Regions from separate parts of the Homo sapiens genome. Here region 1 is linked to region 2. Evidence: chromatin loops called from intact Hi-C (ENCODE). Cell type or tissue: transverse colon. All regions are shown on one strand. Each heading gives the region's core, and the rest is flanking DNA. Links, peaks and the distances in the headings are about the cores only. Region 1 holds the start of MYH11 (myosin heavy chain 11). Region 2 overlaps ABCC1 (ATP binding cassette subfamily C member 1 (ABCC1 blood group)).

Evidence for each region. Peaks named below come from ENCODE experiments on the same cell type or tissue, not always from the same donor. Only the 100,000 strongest peaks of a DNase experiment are listed, where the experiment ranks them.
Region 1: a loop joins it to region 2, with 4 times the contacts of the local background. A loop is called at or near these places in 6 of 110 quality-filtered maps.

What each region holds. Positions count from the first base shown.
Region 1 is chr16:15,847,998-15,862,244 of GRCh38, forward strand. MYH11 (myosin heavy chain 11) reads right to left here and starts at 9,031. Exons shown (of 41, transcript NM_002474.3): 1 at 8,944-9,031. RefSeq lists an enhancer at 10,077-10,578. In transverse colon, for the core only: no CTCF peak of the experiment used is centred there; DNase peaks (open chromatin) are centred at 9,398 and 10,394; H3K4me3 peaks cover 4,453 bases; H3K27ac peaks cover 6,721 bases; H3K27me3 peaks cover 5,190 bases.
Region 2 is chr16:16,119,654-16,135,451 of GRCh38, forward strand. It overlaps ABCC1 (ATP binding cassette subfamily C member 1 (ABCC1 blood group)), which reads left to right. Exons shown (of 31, transcript NM_004996.4): 24 at 2,322-2,521; 25 at 5,136-5,262; 26 at 6,157-6,258; 27 at 12,136-12,282; 28 at 14,697-14,855. Among named protein-coding and RNA genes, the nearest start is that of ABCC6, 96 kb to the right of the region's middle. RefSeq lists an enhancer at 12,225-12,724. In transverse colon, for the core only: a CTCF peak has its summit at 8,190; a DNase peak (open chromatin) is centred at 8,158; H3K27ac peaks cover 3,231 bases.

The sequences.
Region 1 (14,247 bases), core at 6,248-14,247, 270 kb before region 2:
TTTCCCTCATTGAGACACAAAACACACAACAGGACACTTGAGTCTCTGGCAGATCCGGAAACCTGAAAGCTGTTTTGCTCCTACGAGCCTTGGGTCCCCAAAACAACATTTAGCCACAGATTTGCCAAATGTTTTGAGAATGTTTTCCTAAAAATTTGCCAAATTTTTGAGAAAATTCAGTGAGCCTGACAAATTAATAATACTAATACTAGTAATAATAGTTGCTAAGTCTTTTTTTTTTTTTTTTTTTTTTGACACAGAGTCTCGCTCTGTTACCCAGGCTGGAGTGCAGTGACGCAATCTCAGCTCACTGCAACCTCCACGTTTCTGGGTTCAAGTGATTCTCGTGCCTCAGCCTCCCAAGTAGCTGGGACTACAGGCATGCGCTACCATGCCTGGCTAATTTTTGTATTTTTAGTAGAGATGAGGTTTCACCATATTGGCCAGGCTGGTCTTGAACTCCAGGCCTCAAGCAATCCTCCCACCTTGGCCCCCCAAAGTGCTGGGATTACAGGCGTGAGCCACCGCAGCTGGCCACAAACTCTGCACTGTGACTCTTGGGCTGCGTCATTCTGTGTCGTGAGGGGAGCTCTTCCGTGCATTGTGGGATGTTCCGCAGCATCCCTGGTCTCTGCCCACCTGATGCCAGTAGCACCCCTTCCTCCACTCATGACAATCAAAAATGTCTCCAGACACTGCTAGATGTCCCCTGGGGTGGCAAAACTGCTTCCAGTTGAGAACCACAGCTTTAGAATAAAAACAAGGGCTGTCTTGGGAAAGGCAGTTAAAGCTGAGAGCAGCTCTCACTTAGTCAAACTCAACTCGGAATACCAACTGCAGAAGATCAGACGGGGGCAAGGTGAACACACTGGACCAGAGACGGACCGCCAGTTGGCCCAACCCCAGGGACACTCTTCATCTACCTTGATGCACCTTCCCAACCCTCCCTCCTCCACCATCGCTCATGTTTAAGGTCCTGCATCAGCTCCAAGGGCTGAAAGGACATCTCTGAAATTACTACCCAGAACTGCTGACCACGAAGTACAGTTCACTCATCAAGAGCTGCTCTCAATGTTTTTGGTTGGGGGAAGGGTCTCACTATATGCCCAGGGTGGAGTGCAGTGGTGCAATCATAGCTTACTGCAGGCTCAAACTCATGGGCTCAAGGGATCCTCCCACCTCAGGTGTGGGCCACTATGCCCGGCTTATTTTTTGTAGAGATGGGGGTCTTGCTATTTTGCCTAGGCTGGTCTCAAACTCCTGATCTCAAATGATCCTCCTGCCTTGGCTTCCCAAAGCTCTAGGATGACAGGCGTGAGTCACCTCGTCCAACTTTCTCGAATGTTTGGATGAAAACAAATGACTCTGTCACCTTTGGCATTAGCGATGTTTGACACATCTGAGTGTGTCAGCCTTGTTTACAGTCCTGTCCTGACCAACAACTGCTTCATTCTTTTTTTTTGAGACAGGGTCTGGCTCTGTTGCCCAGGCTAGAGTGAAGTGGCGCGATCTCTGCTTTCTGCAAACTCTGCCTCCCAGGCTCAAGCCATTCTCCCACCTCAGCCTCCCAAGTAGCTGGGATCACAGGCACGCACCAGAACACCCAGCTAATTTTTTAATTCTTGCATTTTTTTGTAGAGACAGGGGTCTCACTTTGTGGCCCAGGCTGGTCTCAAACTCCTGAGCTCAAGCGATCTGCCTGCCTCAGCCTCCCAAAGTGCTAGGATTACAAGCATGAGCCACCGCGCCCAGGCTGCTTCATTTTTTGAGCACAAACAAGCTAATCATTAGCCTCTGGAAGACCTTAGGATGTCAAGTAACGAGTCTCAGCTTTGCCCCAAACCTGCTGGGTGACTCTGGACAAGTCACTTGCCCTCTCTGGGCCTTGTATTTTTCATTTAGGGAAAATAAATCAATGGTAGGCTGGCCCAGCTCTACCATTTTATGGGACCCGTCTGTGACTCCCAGTCAAAGGGCTGAAACTGGACCAACTGAGAATGTCAGGTTGCTTTAGTTTGTTTTACCATCAGTTTCATTTTTCCCAGAAGAACTCAGGGGCAAAAGATCTTGCCCTCTCTGCTTCAGCATTAATAAAAAGTAAATTAGGCCGGGCATGGTGGCTGATGCCTGTAATCCCAGTACTTCGGGAGGCCGAGGCAGGCGGATAACCTGAGGTCAGTAGTTCAAGACCAGCCTGGCCAACATGGTGAAACCCCGTCTCTACTAAAAATACAAAAAATAGCCAGGTGTGGTGGTGGGCGCCTGTAATACCAGCTACTCAGGAGGCTGAGGAAGGAGAATCGCTTGAACCCAGGAGGTGGAGGGTGCAGTGAGCTGAGATCCCATCACTGCACTCCAGCCTGGGCGACAAGAGCAAAACTCTGTCTTGAAAATAAATAAATAAATAGTAAATTAAATATCCCAGAGCCCAGAGAGTATAGGATTTGCACATCACCTCACCTGGTCAACAGCTTCCCTCAGGATTTTACTGCCAAGCCATTGGCTAAAGATTTTGGACCAGAGACAAAAACCCAAATGTTTTTGGAGATCAGGTAAGTAATACAGAGTGACCCAGACCAGATGTTAGAGTATTGCTTATATTCTAAATACCATGCAGGGTTCAGCACTGTGGCTCACGTCTGTAATCCCAACACTGGGAGGCCAAGGCAGGCAGTTCGCTTGAGCTTAGGAGTTTGACACCAGCCTGCGCAACATGGTGAAACCCCATCTCTACAGAAAATACAAAAATTAGCCAGGCATGGCAGCACATGCCGGTAGTCCCAGCTACTCGGGAGGCTGAGGTGGGAAGATCGCTTGAGCCTGGGAGGTAGAGGTTGCAGTGAGCCAAGATCATGCCACTGCACTCTAGCCTGGGTGACAGAGTGAGACTCCATCTCAAAAAGAAAAAAAAGAAAAAAGAAAAATTGCTCATATTCTAAATGTCATAAAGGGCTGGATACAGTGGTTCACACCTGTAATCCAAGAACTATGGGAGGCCAAGCCAAGAGGATTGCTTGAATTAGGAGCTCTAGACTAGCCTGGGCAGCACAGTGAGATCCCATCTCTATTTCAAATAAACGAATGAATGAATGCCACACAGGCAAAACAGAAGTTCTCTGAACCTGATCTGCAACACAATTCGCCAGCTGGAAGGACCTCTGCAGTGGAAATCCTCGCTCAAGGCCTGGTCCAGGTGTAGGGAGGCATCAAATGTGTCGCAGGGAGAGGCACTGGGCACTCTAAATGCACCTGCTTGGCAGGTCCCCAGTAGTACCAAAAAGGCAGTTTAGATCTATTATTCATAACAGCCACTGTATTTATTGGGCCCCTTGTATTCATCAGGTATCAGGCCAGACAGCTTCCTATATAGACCATCTCACTGTCTCCTAAGCGCTCTGTAAGGTGGCATCACCTGCTATTGCTATTTTCCTGCTAAGATGACCGAGGTCCTGGAAGGTAAATGCAAGACCCCCACTTGTAAAATTTGGAGTCAGGAGTACAATCCAGAATCTAATCCTAGTTTTCTGCTAAGAGTAAATGGACACCCGATTAATTCTTAGCAGAAAGTCCCTTTCTTGCCCCTGACCCTACTCCACCATTTCTACCCTCCCCTCACCATTCACATCCCCCCACCTCCCAAGGGCTTGTTCCCAAGAAAGCCCTACTTCACTTTTACAGGAAAAAAAGTGAATGGTGAACCTGTCACATTCTTATTGCCTTGTGACATCTGCCTAATCATCTGAATACCAATGGTTTCAAGTAACTCCAGAAAGAAGTTCTCTTAATGCATAACACTATTTTTTCCTCCCAACCAAGAGAACTTGGTTGGCAAGAGTTACGGTAGCCCCTGTGAAGGATGCTTCTGGAAGCGAGCAAGAACTGATTATTTCTGGCCCTAAAAGCCCCACTGTGTTTTATATTTTACAATTCTGGCATACCACAGCTTAAAATAAATGTATAGTCTCCTATGTCAGGGGTCCCCAACCCTTGTGCTGCAGTATCAGTCAATGGCCTGTTAGGAACCAGGCCACATAGCAGGAGGGGACGGTGGGTGAGTGACCATCACTGCCTAAGCTCCGCCTCCTGTCAGATAAGCAGCATTAGATTTTCACAGAAGCACAAACCCTATTGCCAACTCCACCTGCAAGGGATCTAGGTTGTACGTTCCTTATGAGAATCTAACCAATGCCTGATGATGAGGTGGGACAGTTTCATCCCAAAACCATCCTCCCCACTCCACCCTGGAAAATATTGTCTTCCACGAAACCAGTCTCTGGTGCCAAGAGGATGGGGACTGCTGTCATATGTGACTGCAACAAGTTGCAATTTGCAATGCCTTTTTTTTTTTTTTTTTGAGACCGAGTCTCACTCTTTGCCCAGGCTGGAGTGCAGTGGTGTGATCTCGGCTCAATGCAACCTCTGCCTCTGAGGCTCAAGCGATTCTCGTGCCTCAGCCTCCCGAGTAGCTGGGATTACAGGTGCCCACGACCATGCCCAGATAATTTTTGTATTTTTAGTAGAGATAGGGTTTAGCAGAGACCATGTTGGCCAGGCTGGTCTTGAACTCCTGACCTCAGGTGACCCACCTGCTGCGGCCTCCCAAAGTGCTGGGATTACAGGCGTGAGCCACTGCACCTGGTCTGCAATGTCTTTAGCCAGTCATTTGCAATATCTATTAATTTTAGATACGCATGCCCTTTAACTCAGCAAGCGCATTTCTGGGAATTTATCCTACAGATAAATTCATATAATTAGACAAAAAGTCCAAGGATGAAAGAGTGGCATTATCTATTATTCCCATTTTCCTGCTAAGCCTATCGGGGTCTTGAAAGGTAAATGCAAGGCCCTCCCTTGCAAAAGTTGGGGAACCAGGATTAGAATCCCGATCTGTTTGAAGCCTAATTTACTCAGAGATGGCATTAGCGATGTTTGACACATCTGAATATGTCAGCCCTATTCACAGTCCTGTCCTAACAACTCACTGCTTCATCCCTTGAGCACAAACAAGCTATTCATTAGCCTGTGGAAGATCCTTAGGTCTTCGAGTTACAAGTCTCAGCTCTGCCCAAAACTCGCTGGGTGATGCTAGGCAAGTCACTTGCCCTCTCTGGGCCTTGTATTTTTCAGCCTGGTACAGTAAAGTTCTATGCCCCTCACCTTTTTTTTGAGACAGAGTCTCACTCTGTTGCCCAGGCTAGAGAACAGTGATGCAATCAGGGCCCACGGCAGCCTTGAACTCCTGGGCTCAAGCAATCCTCCTGCCTCACTCAACCTCCTGAATAACTAGGACTACAGATGCATGCCACCATGCCCAGCTCATTTTAAAAATTTTTTTGTAGAGATGGTGCCTCGCTATGTTGCCCACTCTGGTCTCAAACTCCTGACTTCAAGCCATCCCCCCACCTCAGCCTCCCAAATTGCTGGGATTACAGGTATGACCTGCCATACCTGGCCTCTATGGCCCTTTCCTAGCAACTTTGATGAGGTTGTTCCTCCTTAGCCCCTGAAACCCTGATACAAGTCACAGATGTCCGACCTCCCCTTTCAGCCACTGTGAGCAGCTTCTTCCTCTGTCCTTGGATCACATACAAGGTTTCTTTCAAATTCTTGCCTGCCTTTCTCTAAATTCAGTCTTTCCTCCATTGTGTGGCCAGGGTTAAAAGTTGAAAGGTCAGGAGTGGAAGGAGAAGACCTAGAGAGCAAAAAGGCCATCCCTTAAAGTATGCCATCAAGACCCTAAATAAGCCAGGCGCGGTGGCTCACGCCTGTAATCTGAGCACTTTGGGAGACCAAGCCAGGCGAATCACTTGAGGTCAGCGGTTCGAGACCAGCCTGGCCAATATGGTGAAACCCCATCTCTACTAAAAATACAAAAAATTAGCCAGGCATGGTGGTGGGCGCCTATAAACCCAGCTACTCTCTACTCAGGAGGCTGAGGCTGGAGAAGTGCCTGAACCTAGGAGGCGGAGGTTGCAGTGAGCCAAGATCGCACCACTGCACTCCAGCCTGGGCGACAGAGCAAGACTCTGTCTCAAAAACAAACAAACAAAACCCTAAACAAATGTAATTGGAATTTGTAACATTCCCAATCCAGGTAAGGAATGGTAGCTTAATATATTAAAGATTCTAATCACCACTTTCAGCCCAAATAGAAACGAGGTTTATGAGATCAAAGGGAAGAAAATTAAGAGAAGCTTCTCCTTTAACGGCCACATAGTTTAGGCTTCCCGGTTCTGCCAAAGATGAGCCATGCCATACTGAGCAAACATCTTGAACTCTCTGGTTGTGTTTGCTATAAATAACCATCACTGAAGCTTACCAGGGGCCAGGCACTGTGCTAAACCCTTCATACACATTAGCTCATCAAATCCTCCCATGAGGGTAATCTGTGAAACTCTGGAGTTAGAAAGACCTAGATTTGTAGAATCTTCTTTTCCTTACTGGTTAGCTGAGCTATCTTAAGCAAGTTATTCAGACTCCATATGTGTAAAATAAAGCCAGTTAGAATAACAGTATCTACTCTAAAGGGTTGTTATGAAGACGTAAGATAATGTCCACAAAGCGTTTAGCATCTCGCCAGGCAAAAGTGCCCAAAAAACATGAGTTATTCTCATTAGCCCCATTTCCCGGATGAGAAAGTGAGGTTTGGGGAGGTGCGGGAGATGATTTTTAAATTTGCTTATGGCCTTCTATGATTCTACTGGATTGAATATTGAACTTGGTTTTCAAGAAAAATCTACTATATATCTGCTCTTGGAATTACACGCTTGTGCCTAACGTGGAAGACCCACCTGTTTGGATTCAAGACCTGTGGAAAGGAGACAATTCCCTCCCACCCCCCACCCAAAAAAATCAAACCTCTGAATAAGAGGGGGTAGGAAAAAAGAATCCCACTTTCCTCCCAAATCTCTTCTCCTTAGGGTTTCTCCACTAGTTCTTCAATGGGTGAGGGACATGGTAGACAAATCCCCAGGGCCAGGACCAACCGGGCTGCGGTGCAAGGCTGGGTAACTGACGAGGGGGCCGGGGATGGCCTCATGGAAAACGCTTCCATAAATGGGCATGTTTGCCTCAATCTCTGCCCTCCCACGGAAAAGTAATGATAACAAATCCATAACAGATACCTTGTACGGAATAACACATCTATTTCGGACATGATAATAAAAAAACATGGTGTTTACAAGGCAAGCCTGGCGGCTTCTCGGAAAAGACCCAGCTAGTTCACGTTCTGGACTCTCGGCATGGCAGCCCACCTAGGGTCACTGGTTTCAGCTAGGTCACCCCCTCAATCAGGGGACAAACAGTGCCTTTTATTTTAAATGTGCAAAAAGTCAGTTTATGTTTTCTTCAAAGGACACGGTGATAAACATTTACTTTGTTGGAAGCATTTAGTCCCACCAGAAACCTGACCCCAACAAGTTTGTGTCCATGGTAAAGAAGAAAGATAGTGGGGTCAAGGGTATGAACTTGGACTCAAACTGACCCGGGAATGGGTTCTACCACTTGCTGGCTGTGTGACACTTTACCTCTCTGAGCCTCAGCTGCCTTGTATACTAAACAGGCATCATAAAGCCTTTCTTATGAAGTTGTTGCAAAGATTAAATGAGATAAATTAAGTTAAATGTTGCAACAGCATGTGGCACTGAAGTGTTCCATCAACGGTAGCTATCTCAAAGGGAAAACATCAATTTCCTTCAAACAAAATTCTCTATCTTATTTCACACCCTGCCACCTAATGACTTTCAGTTCAGCGTCAAGTTCCGTCTCTGAACAATTCTAAAATAGTATCGTTGAGTAAATCAAAGAAACAAAAAACTATGCAAAGCAGTTTATTAATAGCCTGCATTCTTTTTGCCAAACCCCGGACGGACAGTTCACCATTTAATCTCTCAGTTCTTCATACTGCAACTAAACACTCCCACCTTGGGTTTCTAAATATTTTCTTTTACTTCTTGACAAGCATGGCTTTGGATGGTACCTTTTCTCAAGTGGCAAAATCCCTACCAGACCCTGTGCTGGAAGAAAACTTACAACAGGCAGTAGCCACACTTTCTCTCGTTTTACCCATTTGGTTGGGCACGAGAGTGGCATTGACACAGGTGGCTCTGCGGGAAATTCTAGTGTAATCTTACCTAACGCACCTGCAGATCGTGGAAGCAAATGGAGACTTTGGAGCCCACCTGGGTATCTGGGGGCCCTTTGGGGTCAACCTGGGTGAGTTGTTTTTTTTTTTTTTAATTTGGAGAAGAGGAAAAAGTGGGCTGTAACAAACTAGATCACAACCAGCCTTATCTCCCAGGGGTTCTCAACATAGAAGAACCTCCCCTAAACTGATTAAAAAAAAAAAACAACAACACTCCTTTCTGCTAAGCCTATGCCCATGTGTTTTTAACTGATTTAATGCATTATCAACACAACTGTGCAATACGGTCAAATCCACAAGGAGCCTCACTTTGCCCTTCTGTGTGATAGCAAGTGACTTTTCAGTGAAGTTCAGCTGTAAATTTTTTGGTGCCTAGAATAAAAGTGAGATGCCTTGATTGTCTGCACCGGACCTCTGAGATTTCCAAGGGAGCATATCTCCTGGATTAGCCTCTTAACAAGAATCACTCGGGACTAATTTTTTTTTTTTTAAGGCAGTTTTTCTGGGGATTCTAGAGTTGGGAAATGGAGTTGGGTCCAGGCATTGATATCGTTAATAAGCACCCCCAAAATGGTACTTCTCACTGGCAATCTTAAGAAATGCTGTTTGGGGAAAGTCTAGGATAATCTAAGACGATAAGGCAGAGAGAGATCCAAATCACAACTCTGCCCCCACCATGGCCCTTACGAGGTTGACAACAGGGACCCCTAAGTGCACCCCAGCCCCTATAGAATACCCTATAGGACTTTTAACACCCCCCTGCCCTGCAATCTGCCCCCAGAATGACAACTACTACTTACAGATCTCCAACTGGGGGGACTAGTGGAGAGGAAACTGGATGGCGAGCTCGGATCTGACGCACCTCCCAGGCCGGAGCGTCCAAATCTCCCTGCGCGTCCTCGGACGCCTCTCTTTATAGACCCGGAGCTGCCCGCGGCTGGGAAAGGGGAGGAGGCCGAAGGGGTGGAGTTGGGGAGGGTCCCTCGCGGCCCCCTCGCCGCGCCCCCTGCAGGGCGCACCCCCGGCGGGAGCGCAAGGAGCTGGGGCGCTCGGGACAAGGGTGCACGGAACAGGTGCGCACCGCACAAGGGCGCACGGAACAGGTGCGCACAGGGACGGGAGTCTCAGCCCCGGCCCCAGGCGGTCGCAGACGCTCCGGATCCCTAGAGAAAGGGGGTCGAGCAGGCAGTGTCTGTGCGGGATGCTTGAGAACGTCTTCCCTGAGTCGGTTCCGGCCGCAAAGGCTTTAACCTCTTCCTCCCCGTGTCGGGGCTGTGGTGGATCTGACTTGACATCTCCCACCCCACTTCCCATTTTATTGGCATCGCACTGTCTGGAAAGAGGGCCGGCTGTGCAGCGTGAAGGGTAGGGAAAGGGGATTTCTTGAACTTTGCAAAGTGCAAGACAGGAGGCCCCCACCCTTGCTGGGAACCGTGCAGGAAGGGGAAGTTTTTACTTTTCCCAACTTGCCATCTCCACCTCCACCCACATCACCACGACCAAAATACAAATAAAAATTAAAAATAAGCCCACTGTGATTATTTCAGCTGTCCCCCTCCCCTGTGCGCCACTCGCCAGCTGCGTGACCTTGGGCAAGTCACTTCACTTCTCTGAGACTTGGTGTCCATAGCTACAAAATGGGGGAAGGCGGTGGCGGTGATAATTACGTTATTTACAAGATGCAAGTGTCAAGATCCAAGGAGAAAGTGGGTGTGCCCCCAGAGTCTGCGAGTTCCCTTCAACAACTTCCCTTCCCCAAGGATTCCTCGCCTAAAATTGCATTCCCTGTCTCTCTCCATCACAGGCTCTCTCGCTCTGTCTCTGCCACTGTCTCTGCATGTCTGTCACTCTGATCATTGCTGTCTCTCGCTCTATCTTTTGTCTCTGTCCCTCTCGCTTCTCTAGATCTGTCGATGTATCTGTCTCTCCCTCCTGTCTCACTTTGTCTCTGGTCTCTGTGTCTCTTGCTCTCCATCTCTCCCGCGTGTCTCACTCCTATCTCTGCGCTTTCTCTCTCTCTCTTCCCCAGGCTCTCCGTCTTCTCCCCGTCCCTCCCTCCCCGCTCCTGTCCACGCACGCACACACAGGCCATAAAAGGAAGTCGAGGCGGTGGGCTGGCCCCGCGCCAGGCCGGGGACCCGCGGGCAGCCCGGGCGCTCCGCTCCCCGCGCGGCACCAGCTCCTCCGAGGTTCCCGGGCCGGGCCGGGCCGGGCCGGTCCCCCTCCCCGGGAGCGGCGGGAGCGGCGGGCGGGAGACAACCCAAAAAGGGCAGGCGCGGACTCCTTCCTGCAGGAATTCCCAGCGCCGCATACCAGCTCTGGGCTGCCGGCTCCCCCTGACTAAATATGGTGCCGAGTGGCCTTCCTGCTCCCCGGCGTCGGGGGAGGGGGCCCTTCACGCAGCCACCGGCCGCCGTTGCCCCGCGGGGCTAGATGGGGACCCCTCTGCTTGGGGAAGGCCCGGAAGGGGGCAGCCCCCAGTCCCACGTGGGTTTCTGCTGCTTCAGGCTAGAGGATTTGGAGAGAGGGTTAAAGTTGGGCAGACCCCTCCTGGGTTCTGTACTTGACGCAGGCCCTTAGTCTACAACCACTCCTCTTGCAACCAGGTGGAGGGGCTGGGGGCCGGGGGTGCGGGGGGTGGCTTTATTAATACCCCCATTTTGCAGGTGAGAAAATTGAGTCCCTGCAGGGGTAAAGGGATTTGACCAAGCTCTCACTGGGACAGTCATTGATTGGTGCTGGCACTGGAACCTTTCTGATGACACCATTCACTTCCAGAGAGGAGACATTAAAGGGAAATGCCCAGGCAAACTGGCCTTGAGGCCCAGGGCGTGTATCTGAGAGTAGATGTCTGGCTTTGAATCTGCCAGTGCTGCTTTCTACCTATATGACCATGGGCAAGTAACTTTGCCTCTCCATGCCTCAATTTCCCTACCTGTAAGATGGGAAGAACATCAGCTACTTCCTGGCCTTTTTGTAAGCAGTCCTTGAGATGATCCATGTAAAATGAACATGGTGCACCGCTTCATGTGAGCTGCTGTTACTCGCAACAAACATGAAACCAACTAGAGTTGCACCAGGCCTCCGGGATATAAAGAGAGGCCTCTTCCCCTGCAGGCTCCCAGGCCCATCTGGAGAGCTCTGCATCTCAGACCCTTTTGGGTCCTTCTTCATCCTTCCAACATCAAGCTTACCTGGTTTTCACCCTGGAAACTCCTGAGCCTGGCCCTCACCCTGCAATGGGCCTAGATCAGAGAGTCAAGAACAGCCTGCATTTAGCTGGCTGGGGAAGTGAGGGGTAAAGCTCTGCGGAAAATGATGAATGAGCTGCTCCGCACAGGCTTTTAACATCTACGCTGTAAAAGGAGTGGAAATCGTCCCTGCATCAGCACAGAAATGATGTGGAGCAGAGAAGTAACGGAAGGGGGAAAATTGAAGTCAATCATCCGCTTCCCATCCTGGAAAGGGAAGGCCATCGGAATCTAGCTTGCTGGCCTCGAAGTAAAAACTGGCATTAATACTAGAGGCATGAACACTGTATTTCCAAAGGGTTCCATTCGATTCTTTAAATAACTTGTTGGTAACTTTTAAAAGAGAATAATTATAATGTGATTAACAACTGGAGACTGTAACACTCAATTTTACTTCATTCTCTCACCTACCCCTTATATAACAACCCTTTATTAAAAATTAAAGTAGGCAGCCGGGCACGGTGGCTCTTGCCTGTAATCCCAGCACTTTGGGAGGCCAAAGTAGGCGGATCACTTGAAGTCAGAAGTTCAAGACCAGCCTAGCCAACATGGTGAAACCCCCATTTCTACTAAAAATATAAAAATTAGCTGGGCATGGTGGTGCACACCTGTGGTCCCAGCTACTTGGGAGGCTGAGGCAGGATAATTGCTTGAACCCAGGAGGCAGAGGTTGCAGTGAGCTGAGATTGTGTCACTGCACTCCAGCCTGGGAGCCTGGATGACAGAGCAAGACTCCAACTCAAAAAAAAAAAAAAAAAGCAAAACTAAAGTGGCCAAGGCCAGGCATGGTGGCTCACAACTGTAATCCTAGCACTTTGGGAGGCCAAAGCAGGAGGATTGCTTGAGCTCAGGAGTTTGAGACCAGCCTGGGCAACATAGCAAGACCCTGTCTCTACAAAAAATAAAAAGTTAGCCATGTGTGGTGGTGGGTACCTGTAATCCCAGCTCCTTGGGAGGCTGAGGTGGGAAGATCACTTGAGCCTGGGAGGCAGAGGTTGCAGTGAGCTGAGACTCTGTCACTGTACTCCAGCCTGGGTGGCAGAGTGAGACCCTGTCTTGAAAAAAAAAATTTTTTTTAAGTAGCCAGCCTGGGCAACATGGTGAGATGCAATCTCAATAAATAAATAAATAATAAATAGCAGCTGGGCGTAGTGTAGCCTGAAGTTCCAGCTACTAGGGAGGCTGAGGTAGGAGGATCTCTTGAGCTTGGAAGGTTGAGACTACAGTGAACTATGATTGCACCACTGCACTCTAGCCTGGGCGACAGAGCAAGATGTTGTCTCTAAAAAATAAGGTACATACTTTAATTCCCTCCCTACCCCCATTTTATTGTTGAGAATCTAGGTTTGGAGGGGTTAAATAACACAGCAGTGGTGGAACAGGAATTCCAACCCCAGTCTTTCTGACACAGGCCATAGTAGACAGCAGTCTGAGGTTTTAAACCCAGATCTCTTAAGCACCAACCAAGCACCTTTGGGATTGTCAGTAAACCTCTCTGAGCGCATTTTCTCAAGGAAAAACAAAGATGATCAGATTCTTTGCCTCAAGTACCTTTCTGATTGTTAAATATGACAGCACATGTGAAGGCCTTTATGAACCATCTCCGACCTCTCTAGTACCCTCTGGAAGCAGGCAGGGACAGTATGTTCACTTAAGAGTCATTCAATAGATATGTGTCCAATGCATGAAGTTCCGATGTTTGAATCTTCAGAAGTGCATTGTTATCATTCGATCAGATGCCTCTGTTTCATTTCTCATGGCTCAAAAGGTCAGTTCTTTTAAGATGGAGGAGGCAATAGTCTCTTTTTAAAATGTCACTTTGACTGAGTGCTGTCAAGTAATTTTCCTTGGCATATCTTTTTCTGTGACCGGCTGTTTAATGGGAGTTTCCACGAATCCATGAAACAAGACAGCCAAGGGGAAATTTCTCTCTTATAGTCTTTTTTTGCTGTTGGCTTAAAAAAGCCCCAAAGTGGCTGGGCATGCCTGTAATCCTAGCACTTTGAGAGGCTGCAGCGGAAGGATCGCTTGAGCCCAGGAGTTCAAGAACAGCCTAGGTAACATAGCAAGATCCCTGTCTCTACAAAATAATAATAATAATAATAATAATAATAATAATAATAATAATAATAATTAGTCGAGCACAGCAGTGTGTGCCTGTAGTCCCAACTAGAGAGTGAAGTAGGAGGATTGTTTGAGCCCCAGAGTTTGAGGCTGCAGTGAACTGTGATCGTACCAGTGCACTCCAGCCTGGGCAACAGAGCAAGACCCTGTCTCAAAAAAACAAAACAAAACAAAACCATGAAGTGTGATCCCCTCCAATTTTTAGTAACATCGAAGATTGGGTCTGAGCATGGCTTACTCCTGCATGTGCCTCAAGATTTAATATTTTTTGGCCGGGCACAGTGGCTCACACCTGTAATCCCAGCACTTTGGGAGGCCAAGGTGGAGGGAACACTTGAGGTCAGGAGTTCGAGACCAGCCTGGCCAACATGGTAAAACCCTATCACTACTAAAAATACAAAAACTAGTCGGGTGTGGTTGTGCACGCCTGTAGTCCCAGCTACTTGGGAGGCTGAGACAGGAGAATCCCTTGAACCTGGGAGGTGGAGGTTGCAGTGAGCCAAGATCACACCATTGCACTCTAGCCTAGGCTAGAGAGAGAGGCTCCATCTCAAAAAAAAAAAAAAGAAGATTTAATAATTTTAAAGTGTTATCAGCCTTGATCTACTTGACTCATATAGAGTCAGGTAGATCTGGCCCAAGATCTGTGAATAAAGGAACATCGTTCCTGACCACAAGCAGGGCCATGCTCCAACTCTTGCACAAAAGCACTTTTGTTTCACTCATGGT
Region 2 (15,798 bases), core at 4,837-12,836:
GCACTCCAGCCAGGGTGACAGAGCGAGACTGTCTTAAAAAATAAAATAAGATCATTCCTGAACAAATATTCATCTCAGGTTAGATTTTTCCAGTAAGTAAGGTTCAGAGGCAGTGGCAAGTGGAGGAAAGTGAACAGGTAACACACTTGAGAGCGATTTGCATCTGGATTGTTCAGAAAGCAAGCTGGTAAGAGAGGAAGGAGATGTGGTCCAGGGTAAGATGGGGCAGATCACCTGGGCCTTCAGCCATGCAGAGGGGTCTGGATTTCATGGGAGGCGGTGGGAACAGCTGGAGAAGAAATTATATCTGATCCACATTCCAGGAATTGGCAGAACAGCTATTCTGAGACTGCGTGGGGTTGTGCGGTACCTGGGTTCACTTACATAGCTTCTGGGGCCCCAGAAGACTCTCCATCTGTGGGTTGCAATTAACGCCCGTGCCGCCACCCAGGAAGAAGCTGCCAACCACAGAGGCCTTGTAAAAGCCACCTGCTGCTATTGATGCTTTTTGTTGGACTCTGCCCCAAAGCAGCCCAGTACACCTGGCCCAGGGCAGGATGCAGGGAGGCCGAGTTCCTAGCAACCCTTTGTTAGTTTTCCCAGCTCTCCTGTCGATAAGCAATTGTAGGCACCTTGTGGAATCAGGAACCCCGGGCTCACCAGTTCCTTTTGCGTAGATGAGAAAAACCTAGGCTAGGAGAGCGCAGTGTCCTCACATGGCTGGTGCAGCCTCTGATCCACAGCTCCACAAAGCTTGCAGAAGGTGGTTGGCTTTTGTTCTGAATCTAACAAGACTTATCGGGAGGCTCTTGGTGCCTGGCACTGGCTGAATGCCCAGGTTGGGGGAGGCAGAGCAGATGAAGCATCTGCCCGCGAGGGTGGGTGGAGCTGCTTGTGAAACGTATCATCGTAGCCCGGGAGCTGGGACACTGAAGCCCGGAGAAGGTGCTCATGGAGGATGGGAAGGGCTTCCCGAGGAAGTGACATCTGTGCTCCCATCTGCTGGGTGATGAGGAATGGCCTGGACGGGATGGGCATGGTGGGTGGAGGCAGGCGGCCTGTGTGCAGGGAAGGAAGGGGAGAGTTACAGGATGAGATGAGTTGAGGGAAGAAGCATGGTTGGCAACTCTAACAGCGCTGGGAGGCCATCGGAGGGGGGTGACGAGATTGACCCTATCCTCATGGGCATCTCAGCTGGGCTGAGTGTGCTGGAACCGGCCATTGCATGGACACAGTCACTCCTGAGGGGATGTGATCAACAGGCGGAATTCTGTCACTTAATGATAACAATAGTCACCAGCTAACTGAATGCTTACTGTTAGGTCAAACTATATGAAACTGCTAATACTTATTTCTTATCTACAGAAACAGCTATTTCCTGTGGTTCAACCTAGTATTACCAGGCACTGTGCTTAGTGACATCATGCATATCTATATGATTTATGAAATAATGTGTCCACGCAAATACACATCACATGTAAGACTGTAACTCTTACATGTCACCCTCACAATGACCCCGTGAAGCAAGCTTTGTTTTGTTTCGTTTGTTTTCTTAATAATATTTTATTTTTGTAGAGATGGCATTTTGCCATGTGCCTGGGCTGGTCTCAGACTCCTGGCCTCAAGTGATCTCCCGCCTCTGCCTCCTGAAGTGCGGGTATTACAAGCATGAGCCACCCCACCTGGCCGAGCAAGCCTTGTTGTTCCCATTTTACAGATAAGGAAACTGAGGCTTAGAGAAGTAAAGTGTTAGTCGTGTTTATATTGCCAGTCAGTAGTTGAGTCAGGATTTGAACTGAGGTCTCGTTGACCTCAAAGCCTATGCTGAAAACCACACTGCTGGTTCCAGAAAACCCTAGAGGTGAAAGGCTTCAGAGAGGCAGTACAGGGTAGAGGTTAGCACTTTGCAGCCCAGATGGCCTGGGTTTGAATCCCAGTTCTGCCCCTTGCTAGCCATGTGACCTTGGGGAGGAGATTAACTAGCTTCTTTGTGCCTTAGTCTACCCATCACATATAGGAATGAGCACCTCAGGTTTTTTGTGAGGATTGAATGAACTGATGTTTGTAAAACTGCTTAGAACGATGCCTGGGGCTGTGGGCTTTGTATAAGCGTGAGCTATTATTGTCACTGTCCTTGTCATTGGTGGTGCTATTCCTGTGGTTCACCAGGTGAGTGGGCACCCCTGTGAGGGCAGCCCGGCTCTAACATTTTGCCTCCTGGAGGTATCGGTTACGTCTAGATGTTCTCCAGCACAGCCCTGCCCTGGGAGGATGGCAGGAGGGAACCTTCATCAACTCCCCGCGTCTGTTCTCTACCCCAGAGGTTCTACGTGGCTTCCTCCCGGCAGCTGAAGCGCCTCGAGTCGGTCAGCCGCTCCCCGGTCTATTCCCATTTCAACGAGACCTTGCTGGGGGTCAGCGTCATTCGAGCCTTCGAGGAGCAGGAGCGCTTCATCCACCAGAGTGACCTGAAGGTGGACGAGAACCAGAAGGCCTATTACCCCAGCATCGTGGCCAACAGGTGGGCATGGTGGGCCTGCAGGAGCGGGTGGAGGAGGCCGCCTTAGCACCTTGTCTCTTTGCCTCGATCTTTTCCTCGCACCTTGAGCTGGGTATAAAGCCAAACCCCGGCCTTGCAGAAAGGATGGAGAGGCTTGATGAGCGCGGAGGACAGATGAATCATTAAGAGCAGACAGCGGCACTGTAGACATGCAGTGCCCGCGGCATTTAAGTGCAGGGACACAGCTCTTCTGGAGTCAGAAAGCCCTGCAAGTGCTTCCCGTTAACTGTCATCCTAGTGATGCAAGACTGCCAGCGACCGACTCTGCTATTGAGTATCTTCATACCGCTGTTCCCGTCTGGGGGTGATCATGCACCCCTGGGTGATGTGTGTCAGAAGCAATTTACTAATACTAAGCTAAACCATATGAGATTGTCATCTTGTGGGCCAGATGTCATGGCTCACGCCTGTAATCCCAGTACTTTGGGAGGCTGAGGCAGGAGGATCCATTAGATTCCAGGCCAGCCTGGGCAACATAGCAAGACCCCCATCTCTCTTAAAAAAAAAAAAAAAAAAAAAAAGTAGCCCATCATGGTGGTGTGTGCCTGTAGTCCTAGCTTCTCGAGAGGCTGAGGCTGGAGGATCGTTTCAGCCCAGGAGTTCAAAGTTGCATTGAGCTATGATTACACCACTGCACTCCAGCCTGGGTGACAGAGTGAGACCCTGTCTCTGGAAAAACAAAAAAAGGAGATGGGGGTGGGAGATTGACATCTTGTGGATCACAGATAATAGCATCAATCCAAAAGAGGCAGAAGTTTGCTAATTATTTGCTGAATTTAGAGAAGTGTCCCTCTCACCCATTTGCATCCTTATAGACTTTTCTGAAAAAGTGACAGCACCCCAGAGGTGTCCCATAACCATTAGCCCGTCTTACACACTCTAATCCCATAGCGTAAGTCTGGGTGGGCTAACCCTGAATGATTACAGACCTTGACTTCCCTTCAGAATTTTTAGGGAGTTTGTCACAATCTGGCTGTGTCTGTCGGAGTAGTGAGGATCAGTCACTTGGTTCATAAGGGCTGCAATGGAGAAAAGATCAACACCCCATCTTCCTAGAATGCTTTATATTTTAGAACATTAAAATAATAGTTCTAGTGCTATATGATATCATACGAAGCCTAGCTTTAAACAAATAAGATGGCCAGGCGCGGTGGCTCACATCTGTAATCCCAGCACTTTGGGATGCCAAAGTGGGTGGATCACCTGAGGTCAGGAGTTCAAGACCAGCCTGGTCAACATGGCAAAATCCCATCTATATTAAAAATACAAAAAAATTAGCCGGGCATGATGGTGGGTGCCTGTACTTGGGAGGCTGAGGCAGGAGAATCACTTGAACCCAAGAGGCAGAGGTTGCAGTGAGCCAAGACCGCACCATTGCACTCCAGCCTGGGCAACGAGAGCGAAACTCTATCTGAAGAAATAATAGAAGAGAAGAGAAGAATAAAATAAAAAGTAAAATAAAATAGTTCTGATGGTACATGATACCATACTAAACCTAGCTTTAAACAAATAAGATGACCAGGCACATTGGTTGACACCTGTAATCTCAGCACTTTGGGTGGCCAAGGCAGGCGGGTCACTTGAGCCCAGCAGTTCGAGACCAGCCTGGGCACTCTAGGGAGACCCTGTCTCTAAAAACAAAACAAAAAACCAAAAATTTGCCAGGTGTGGTGGCATGGGCCTGTAGTCGCAGCTACTCAGGCTGAGGCAGGAGGATCACTGGAACTTGGAAGGTTGAGGCGGCAGTGAGCTGTGATCATGTCATCCACACTCCAGCCTGGATGGCAGAGTAAGACCCCATCTCAAAAAAACAAAATGACAGAAAACATGATTTCTGTTTCTATTTTAAAGGGTAAAATAGTATATTTTAACACTTTGAAATGAAGAGTCTGGGCTTGGGAACGTTACAATGATGTTTACTCGTACTAGTTACGCACTCCCCTCCCAGATCTGTCTCGTAACAAGAGACTGTTATTTTCTACTTGTTTTTAGCCAAAAGGCCGAGAAACGATGGTTATTTTAAATCCCTAGTGTCTCTTACAGTTGATGTCTTCTTAGTATTTAGGAATTTCCAGGACATCTTTTTGTTGTTGTTAATGCACTGTGTGTGTGTGTGTGTGTGTGTGTGTGTGTGTGATTATAGGAGTGACCCACTACGCCCGGCTGTGTGTGTGTGTGTGTGTGTGTGTGTGTGTGTATGTGTGTGTGTGTGATTATAGGAGTGACCCACTACGCCCGGCCTATGTGTATGTATTTTAAAGGCTTCAATGAGAAAAAAGTTGGTTCTTAAAAAGGCAAGCTTCAGATTCCAGGGAAGATTGCCTCTGGAGAGCTCTGTTTTAATCCATGGGTTTGCCAGATTAATGAGGATTTACTGGCCTCGTGCCTTCGGCCCTCCCTACCCTGCGCCCATTGTGCATGTTTTGAAAAAGCAGTGCCAGGAAGGACTCTCTCTGGAATTACTGCGGAGTTACTTGAGTTAGCAAAGAATCCCCTTCCTCCCCCAAGAGCTGTAAGCCAAGTCTCTGTAGAGCTGACTCCATGCCTGTTTGTCTGCCTGTGTGTCTTGGCGCAGGTGGCTGGCCGTGCGGCTGGAGTGTGTGGGCAACTGCATCGTTCTGTTTGCTGCCCTGTTTGCGGTGATCTCCAGGCACAGCCTCAGTGCTGGCTTGGTGGGCCTCTCAGTGTCTTACTCATTGCAGGTAAGAGGGGATGCTCTTGGCTGGATTATTAAAGTCTGTTAATGGGGGAGCCAGTTGTCCTTGGCTTTGGATTCCAGCTCCAACAGGAATGGGGGAGAGGAACTTGAGAGGTACGGAGTTTGAGGAGCAGGTACAGTGCCACAGTGCCTGGTGACCAACTAGAGCAGGAGACGGATTTGACATGTGGCCAGGATTTTCCCCATCAGTCACACAGATTCCTTAGTGGCCCAAGAGGATACTTCCAGGTACGAGGGGAATGCTTTTAAAGCTATGAATTTCCCTCTAAGAACTGCTTTAGCTGCATCTCACAAATGATGATACATTGTGTTTTCATATTGTCACCTGGCTAAAAATATTTTCCAGTTTCTTATTATGTGGCCCATGAGTTATTTTGGAAATGTGTGTGCTTAGGAGATGGCAATGTGGCAGGCCTGGGTGATGGCTATACCTGGGGTTGCTAATTTCGGTACCTTTCTTACCTGAATGTTTCATAACTCATAACCTTTTATTTTTATTTATTTATTTTTTTTGGAGACGGAATCTCACTCTGTCACCCAGGCTGGAATGCAGTGGTGGGATCTCGGCTCACTGCAACCTCTGCCTCCTGGGTTCAAGTGATTCTTCTGCCTCAGCCTCCCAAATAGCTGGGTTTACAGGTGTGCGTCACCATGCCTGGCTAATTTTTATATTTTTAGTAGTGACTGATGGGGTTTCGCCACATCGGCCAGGCTGGTCTCAAACCCCTGACCTCAGGTGATCTGACCGCCTCAGCCTCCCATAATTCATACTTGTTGAAAATAATTTGTTTCCTATTATCTCAGTGGAAAAAAAGAAAAAGGAAAGTCAAGTACGCCCGCTTACTCTAGAAATGCCACGTGACTCTTCCACTCACAGGTCACCACGTACTTGAACTGGCTGGTTCGGATGTCATCTGAAATGGAAACCAACATCGTGGCCGTGGAGAGGCTCAAGGAGTATTCAGAGACTGAGAAGGAGGTAGGCAAGGGCCCCTGGCTGGACCTCTTGGTCTTTGGTGTAGCTTTACCCCAAGGAGATCTCTGGACCCTATCCTGTGCACCTCTGCCTCTGAGCTGGATACCTCACCAGGTAGAAGTGCATCTTAACGCTTGTCCAGTCTTTTTGCAGCACTTATTTAGAGCCCGGTTTTAGGGTGAAAATAGTTTACCGGCTTTACCCAAGATCTGGGGTATCCATATACGAGACTGTGGGATGCTGTCAGGGCATTCAGAAGGTATTCACATTGTGAAGAAGTTTCCCCCTCTATTTCTCTTTCATAACTTCTGATGGTATCACAGAGAAAGTCTTAGTCTGGGGCTAGCAGGTCTTTAACACCTTAGCAATTGAGATGATCTCCCTTCAACAGACAGATAAACAGCAGCCCTCACACTTGGAGTCTTCAACAGGACGGATTCTGTCTATCAGAAATAACCTTCTGTTATTTGTTATGAATTTGGTTTTTTTGTGTGTGTGATGGAGTCTCACTGTCACCCAGGCTGGAGTGCAGTGGCACAATCTCGGCTCACTGCAACCTCCTCCTCCCAGGTTCAAGTAATTCTCCTGCCTCAGCCTCCCAAATAGTTGGGATTACAGGTGCCTGTCATCATGCCTGGCTAATTTTTGTATTTTTAGTAGAGATGGGGGTTTCACTAAGTTGGCCAGTCTGGTCTCAAACTCTTGACCTCAGGTGATCCGCCTGCCTCAGCCTCCCAAAGTGCTGGGATTACAGGCGTGAGCCACTGCGCCTGGCCTGTTATGTATTTGTATAGGGGACTCCTGTTACGGAAAATAATACTACTTTTCCTTTTGTGATTGTAATAAATTTTCCTCTTAAGTAAGTTGAGAAATTAAGTCTAAGTGACTTGATTAAGCATATTAAAACAACAAGAGAATGAGTACATGCATACTACACGAATGATGTAGCTGGGAACTGACCAAAGTTTGGGAAACCCTGCCGTTATTGAACCCCAGTCCCCTTTTTATAGATGGAGAAAAAGGGAACCTGGGGAGGGACAACAGCTGATCCAAGGTCCCACGTGGCTTGGTAGAACAGCTGGGACTAGGACCCGTGCCTCCAGTCTTTGATGTTGCGTTGCCCTTAATAACTGCCTTCTTAGGCCCTGAACAGCAGCACAAGTAGGAACAGCAGTGATAATAGATAATCACAATAATGCCTGGCGACACCCCCACCCTACATTAATGATAACAGGGACACACATAGTGCCTTGTAGAATGTCAGGCCCAGACTTAAACGTTTAATATAGAGTAATGCACTCAGTCTTTACCCCGCTCTATGACTGATTTTTGAGACACGGTCTCACTCTTGCCCGGGTTGGAGTGTAGTGCGATCTCATTCGCTGCCTCCCAGGCTCAAGTGATTCTCCTACCTCTGCCTCCTGAGTGTCTGGGACCACGGGCATATGCCATCACACCGGACTGATTTTTGTATTTTTAGTAGAGACGGGATTTTGCCCAGACTCATCTTGATCTCCTGAGCTCTAGTGATCTGCCTGCCTTGGCCTCCCAAAGTGCTGGGATTACAAGCGGGAGCCACCATGCCCAGCCCAGCCCTATAATTTAGATGCTACTATTACCCCCATTTTACAGGTGAGGAAACTGAGACAAAAAGCTGAAGTTACTTGCCCAAGATCACATGGCTGGTAAATGGCAGACCTAGGCGTTGAGCCTGTGCCTCCTCAGAGACCCTATCCAGTGCCATGGGAGTCATGCTACCCGGCCTCCTGAGGAGAGATGCCCCTTGGGAGTGAGACCAAGGCCTCTGTAAGGTCTGTCCTCCTGAGGAATTCACAGAGGTGACCTCGGCCCACTCCTTTAACATTCTGACTGGGTGAACCAGGTCCCATGTCACGGGTGAGCATTGTAAGAATGGCGTGAGTGCCCCCGTGAGGAACCAAGGGTGTATTACACCGGCGGCTTCCAACTTGACACTGAATTTAATTCACTTACAAGGTATTTCATTAGGTTTTTTTTTTTTTTTTTTTTAGATGGAATTTGGCTTTTTTTTTGCCCAGGCTGGAATGCAGTGGCACGATCTCAGCTCACTGCAACCTCCACCTCCTGGGTTCAAGTGATTCTCCTGCCTCAGCCTCCCAATTAGCTGGGATTACAAGTACCCACCACCCCGCCCAGCTAACTTATTTCATTAGTTTTTATAATAGCCTCATTGACATGTGAATTTCACATGCCATGGAATTCACCCAGTTAAAGCGTTCAGTTAGATTGAATTCAGTTTTTTTTTTGTTTGTTTGAGACTTAAGTCTCGCTCCAGCCTGGAGTGCAGTGGCATGATCTCAGCTCACTGCAACCTCCTTCTCCTGGGTTCAAGCGATTCCCAGCCTCCTGAGTAGCTGGGATTACAGGCGATTTTTGTATTTTTAGTAGAGAAGGGATTTCACCATGTTGGCCCGGCTGGTCTCGAACTCCTGACCTCGTGATCCACCCGCCTCAGCCTCCCAAAGTGCTGGGATCACAGGTGTGAGCCACCACACCCGGCCTGAGTTCAGTTTTTAAAAGCATTTTACTTTTGACTGACTTTTATATTTTTAGAAGGATCGTGTTTGACAAACCCAAGAGAAAGTAATTGTCCTCATTAGTCCTACCACTATTCTGTATTTGCATGTATTTTTATATATAGATAGAAAGTTCCACATACTTCTCTCCATTCCGCTCACTGTGTTGTTATAGCATCTCCCCTTCAATTATGTACATAAATTATAAAATAGAGATACACTTGTTGTTTTAAAAAAGAAAAAATCAATACAGGGCTGGACACAGTGGCCCACGCCTGCAATCCCAGCACTTTGAGAGGCCAAGGTGGGTGGATCACTTGAAGCCAGGAGTTCGAGACCAGCCTGGCCAACGGTGAATCCCGTCTCTACTAAAAATACAAAAATTAGTTGGCATGGTGGCAGGTGCCTATAATTCCAGCTACTTGGGAGGCTGAGGTGGGAGGATCGCTGGAACCCGGGAGGTGGAGGTTGCAGTGAGCTGAAGAAACATCACTGCACTCCAGCCTGGGTGACAGAGTGAGACTCTGTCTCGAAAAACAAAAAAACAAAGAAGTTTATGGTGGAGAAAGACAGTTTGTTCCTGTTCGCCCCGTTCCTCTCCTCTCCAGAGAGAGGCCCCATTAGCATTCGGGTGAATTTCCCCCAAAACTTTCCCGTGTGGATTCCCACATACCCCAACACTTTTGTTTGCTTGTTTCTTTTTCTTTTAACGTAAGTGGAATCTACCTGTTATCCTGTGAAACCTTTTCTTTAACCATGAGGCACCTTTGCATCTGTGTATAGTAACAGTCACTGCCTCTAAGGGCTGCTGTGAGGCTCAGATGAGATCATGGGTCTCAAGTGCTGAGCAGAGCAACTTGCCTTAGTTGCATTGTAAGCGCTCAATAATAACATTTATTTTTTGGCCAGGCGCGGTGGCTCACGCCTGTAATCCCAGCACTTTGGGAGGCCAAGGCAGATGGATCACTTGAGCCCAGGAGTTTGAGACGATCCTGGGCAACATGGTGAGACATCGTCTCTACAAAATAAAAAATAATACTTTTTGTTGTTGGCGGTGGTGGTGGGGTTTTTTTTTGTTTTTTTTTTTTTGAGACAGAGGAGTCTTGCTGTGTCACCCAGACTGGAGTGTAGTGGTTTTATCTTGGCTCACTGCAACCTCTGCCTCCCAGATTCTAGTGATCGTCGTGTCTCAACCTCCCAAGTAGCTGAGATTACAGGCTCCCACCATCAGGCCCAGCTAATTTTTGTATTTTTAGTAGAGCCAGGGTTTCACCATGTTGGTCAGGCTGGTCTCAAACTCCTGACCTCAAGTGTTCTGCCCACCTCGGCCTCCCTAAGTGCTGGGATTACAGGTGTGAGCCACTGCGCCGGCAACGCTGTGATTTTATAGCACGTCCACAAAAGGGCTGCATGTCTTGCCTAAAAGTTGCCCGGCGTTTTCTTGTTATGTGCCGTCTGCAGTGCCCCTGAGCTTGGCCATGTGCTCTGCAGCCTGGTTCAGCACCTGTGTGTGCCCTGGACGGGGAGGTGCATTCCCCGAGGCTAAAACCAGTGAACCTGGCCCAGGCCATATCCAGCTGTGGGCCTCAGGAAATGCTGAACTGAACTACTTTTCAAAAGGAGGGTTGTGTGTCCCTGGGCAAGTTACCGCCCCTCTCTGTGTCTCAGTCTCCTTGTGTGTAAACTGGGGATAATGAAAGGACCCTCCCACATGGGGTTGCTGTGAGGATTGGATGAGACACTGCGATACAGATGCTGCTTTTATCCTTGCCTTCCTGCCGGGGTGGGCAGCCAGGGTAACTCACTTTTATTGTCGTGTCTGTCCAGAGAAGACCACTCATTTCATTGACTCCATTTATAAATATTTATTTAAATTTTTTTTTATCAAAAAGTAAGTTTTATTGGCATCTAAAAACAAAATTCACCCAACACTGAAACATACTTCAATATTTATGTTATTGTTTTCTTGTTTCTTTTTTACTCACTGCAGTGTGAGGAACAAATCACATTTACTTTGGAGAAACAGAGACCATAGTGTAGATTTTACAAAATCACTTTTTAAACTCTCTGTATTGCGCTCCTCAAATACCTAGAGCCAGTCTGTGCATAACATGGCACACTGTTGTCTAAACCGTAAAATTTTGCATCAGCCTAAAGATATGGATAAGATATACCTCCACTTGCTCTTTTGAAATACATCTATTACCTTATCCAGCCTAATGATAGTTACCTAAAAAATTCTTTGTTCCGTAGGAAGTCTCTGACAAGCTGTTATTCATTTCCTTGACGTTAAAAGAATCTGGGGGCAACATTTATATTTTATCAGAAAAACTTTTTAAAAGTTTACCTATCATGTTCATATTGAGAACAATGTCTGTGGCGGGCATGGTGGCTCACGCCTGTAATCCCAGCACTTTGGGAGGTAGAGGTGGGTGGATCATGAGGTCAGGAGTTAGAGACCAGCCTGGCCAACATGGTGAAACCACATCTCTACTAAAAATACAAAAATTAGCTGGGTGTGGTGGCGGGTGTCTGTAATCCCAGCTACTCAGGAGGCTGAGGCAGGAGAGTCGCTTGAACCTGGGAGGCAGGGGTTGCAGTGAGCTGAGATCATGCCATTGCACTCCAGCCTGGGCGACAGAGTGAGACTCCATCTCAAAAAAAAAAGAACAATGTCTATACAAATCAGTTGTACAATTATTTTAAAAGAATGGTGAGCATGAACGTCACGTTAATTCTGGCAGACAAAAATGAACAACTATGGTCCATTGAGCCATTATCTGTTACACAGAGATGACAGCTTTACAGAAGGTATCTCTGACCTACTGAGGGATGATCATGTCCTCTCAGTTTCTGTGCCTTCTACCACTAGTTCACTTTCTATATCAGCAGCTGTGTCACTCTTCTTGTTTATGTTCATAAATGTGTGTTGAACACCTACTATGTGCTCTGAGCCCTGGGATACAGCAGTGAACAATTAGAGCCTGTCCTCATTGAGTGGATGGTGCAGTGGGTGTGGGAGACAGAATACACTCAAGCATGCGAGCCCCAAGAGGGCTGGGGACAGGCAGTGCCCTGAAGGAGAAGGCAGTGCGGGAGGGGACAGAGGGACACAGGGCTGAGAGGGTGCTCTGTATCGACCAGAGATCCACAGGATGCAAGGGGGTCATTTGGGGAATAACATTCCAGGAAGGGCAACCCCCCAGTGCTGAGGCCTGGGAGGCCACCTTGGGCAGCAGAGTGAGTGAGAGGGGAGGTCAGGGGAGTCACAGCTTTACCAGATGGACTGGAAATTCCTTACTCTCTCCCTTCACTGCGATCGAAGGCGCCCTGGCAAATCCAGGAGACAGCTCCGCCCAGCAGCTGGCCCCAGGTGGGCCGAGTGGAATTCCGGAACTACTGCCTGCGCTACCGAGAGGACCTGGACTTCGTTCTCAGGCACATCAATGTCACGATCAATGGGGGAGAAAAGGTGGGTACACATCGCCCCATTCCCTCACCCATTCCCAGTCGGGCACAGGGTGCCATCGGGCAGGTGAACCTAGCTGCAGCGTCTCCCCAGTCACTCACGGCTCCACACCTTTGCTTGAATGGCTTTTTGGGGGGCTGGGAGTGGACTGTGGCAGTAAAAGCTGTTCAGAGCGCATACAGCTTGCAGAAGTGAAGGCTTTTAGGTGAACTGACAGCCTGAAGACCAAATGAGCCCCACAGATTTGTTTTGGAAGATTTTTTGTTGTTGTTGTTGAGAGAGGGTCTTGCTCTGTTACCCAGGCTAGAGTGCAGTGGTGTGATCTCAGCCCACTGCAGCGGCAGCCTCCCAAGTGGGGGGACTACACATGGTTGGGAGTGCAGGTGTGTGCCACTGCACCTGGCTAATTTTTGTATTTTTTGTAGAGATGGGGGTCCTACTATGTTGTCCAGGCTGATCTGGAACTCTTGAGCTCAACCGGTCTGCCCGCCTCAGCTTCCCAAAGTGCTGGGATTACAGGAATCAGCCACCATTCCTGGCCCCTGGAAGAAGTTCTTTTTTTGTTTTTTGGTTGGTTGTTTTTTTTTTTTTTTTTTTTTTTTTTTTTGAGATGGAGTCTTACTCTGTTGCCAAGGCCAGAGTGCAGGGGCCCGATCTCAGCTCACTGCAACTTCTGCCTCCTGGGTTCAAGTGATTCTCCTGCCTTAGCCTCCCGAGTAGCTGGGACTACAGGCATGCGCCACCATGCCTAGCTAATTTTTGTGTTATTAGTAGAGATGGGGTTTTGCCATGTTGGCCAGGGTGGTCTTGAACTCCTGACCTCAACTGATCCACCCGCCTCAGCCTCCCCAAGTGCTGGGATTACAGGTGTGAGCCACTGCACCTGGCCTGGAAGAAATTTGAATAAGTTGCAAATACTGAAAAATCTGGAAGACTTAATATAAAAATTTATTTTCTGCTTTTTTTGGAAGATCAGAACATCTGGCAACATCAGGTCAATCCTCCCCCGCCTGGCTCTTTCTAGTCAACCTGTGAGCCTCCTGGTTCACCCCAGTCCCTCCCTGTCCCATTCATTGCCTAGTTGGCCCCTCCAAAACATTAGAATTTGTGATCTCTAGAATAAGGTGTCACCATCCCTTCTAGGGGGATGGCTCAAGGGAAGTGAGAAATTGTCAGAATTTTGGAACCTTCTCTTGGTTCCGAGCTGTTCTTGGAAGAGGTTCCTTGACCTGAGTGATACCCTTAGACTTTCCTCTGGAATTGGTCTGACAGTCTTCCTGGCCATTTGCTGGGGGACAAGGCTGCTTTCACCTCTGAACATATGGACTTATTGAACTGTTCCTACGTACCTCCCACAAAGCTCAGAACATTCTGTTCCCAGCAGATAATTTCTCTCTGAGTTACAGAGAAGAGCAGAGTGGGTGATGTTCTTGCTGTCTTTTTTTGTTTTTGTTTTTGTTTTTGTTTTTGTTTTGTTTTGTTTTGTTTTGAGACAGCCTCTCACTCTGTCACCCAGGCTGGAGTCCAGTGGTGCTATTTCGGCTCACTGCAACCTCCGTCCCCTGGGTTCAAGTGATTCTCCTGCCTCCGTCTCCCGAGTATCTGGGACTACAGGTGCATGCCACCACGCCCAGCTAATTTTTGTAGTTTTAGTAGAGATGGGGTTTTACCATGTTGGCCAGGCTGGTCTCGAACTCCTGACCTTCTCTGATCCACCTTCCTCGGCCTCCCAAAGTGCTGGGACTACAGGCATGAGCCACCGTGCCCCAGCCCTTGTTGAGTCTTTATGGCTTATCTCACGTCATGAGAATTTTTGCACGCATGCTGCTCTGTGACACCCCTGTAGGAGGGAAGAAGGAGCCCACTTCTCAAGAGCCAGGCAGGAAGGGGAGAACTGGAGGTCAGGAACATCATCCTTTGGCCATTAGCTAGAGAACCTAGTTCCTTCAAGAGAGGATGCATGGAGACCAGGTCATAGCAAAGGGCCGGAAGATCTGCCTGAATCTTTCAGATATTTCAACAACTCATGATGGGAAACTCACCATCAAAGGTGTGAAAAACAGTGGGGAAATGAGGAAATGCCTGATTATTACTTAATAGTTTCTTGAGTCTAAACAAATAGGGCTTTGTTGGAAATTCCTTCTGCCTCTTCTGTATCTCTTTTGAGGTCTCTAGTAACTTATAAAAAGCCGAGTCATTCCTTTTGGGAGCCTGGCAAAGGGAAGAGAGTCCTTCTTGACCTTCGGCCGAAACACCCTTAAAGGAGTGTCTCTGGGCAGCGCGCAAGGGAGAGGGCTGTCGAGTTGGGTTGACCAGATGACTGATGCCTGAGGTGGGGCCGAGATGAGGGCACTTTGGGGCAGGGACAAGTCCGGATGCCAGCATTCCCACCACACCTGGGCCCTTCTGTCCTGCAGGTCGGCATCGTGGGGCGGACGGGAGCTGGGAAGTCGTCCCTGACCCTGGGCTTATTTCGGATCAACGAGTCTGCCGAAGGAGAGATCATCATCGATGGCATCAACATCGCCAAGATCGGCCTGCACGACCTCCGCTTCAAGATCACCATCATCCCCCAGGTGGGGTCTGGGTGTGGCCCAGGGGGTGAGCCAGAGCTGGCAAGCCCTATGATTGCACTGACAGTGGTGTATGTATATTTTTGGGGCAAACATACATTTGGCCCTACTTCATCGTTCTTTTTTTTTTTTTTTTTTTTTTTTTTCCTGAAACAGGGTCTCGCTCTGTTGCCCAGAGTGGAGTGCGCTGGCGCAATCTCAGCTCACTGCAACCTCCGTCTCCCAGGCTCAAGCGATTCTCCCACCCCAGCCTCCTGAGTAGCTGGGACTACAGGCACATGCCACCACACCCAGCTAAATTTGTTTTGTACTTTTTTGTGGAGATGGGGTTCCACTGTGTTGCCCAGGCTGCCCTTGAACTCCTGGGCTCAAGCAATCCACCCACCTTGGCCTCCAAAAGTGCTGGGATTACAGGCATGAGGCACCGTGGCTGGCCTTCATTGTTTTTATTGAAGTTAGGCTGTGCTGCTGCTTCCCTGAATTTCCTCTTAGTATATGATTAACAACGTGGGAATTAACTGACTATCAGTCCCGACTTCCTGTCCCCGGGAGGGGTAGTTTCAGAGCATCTAGAAAAATCCAAAAAGACACCGTCTTCTCTCTCTGCTGCCAGAGTCAGACTGAGCATCTCTAACCCTTCCAAGAGCTAGACAAGAAATAAGACTTTTTAATTTTCGATTCACGGGGTGCACCTGCAGGCTTGTTACGTGGGTATATTGTGTGATGCTGATGCTTCGGCTTCTATGGATCTCATCACCCAACTATTGAACAGAGTACCCGAGAGAGAGTAGTTTCTCAACCATTACCCTCCTCCATCTGTCCCCACTTATGGAGGCTCCAGTGTCTATCATTTCCATCTTTACAACCATGAGTACCCAGAGTTTAGCTCCCTCTTACAAGTGAGAACACACAGTATTTGGTGAGAAATAAGGATTTTCTTTTTCTT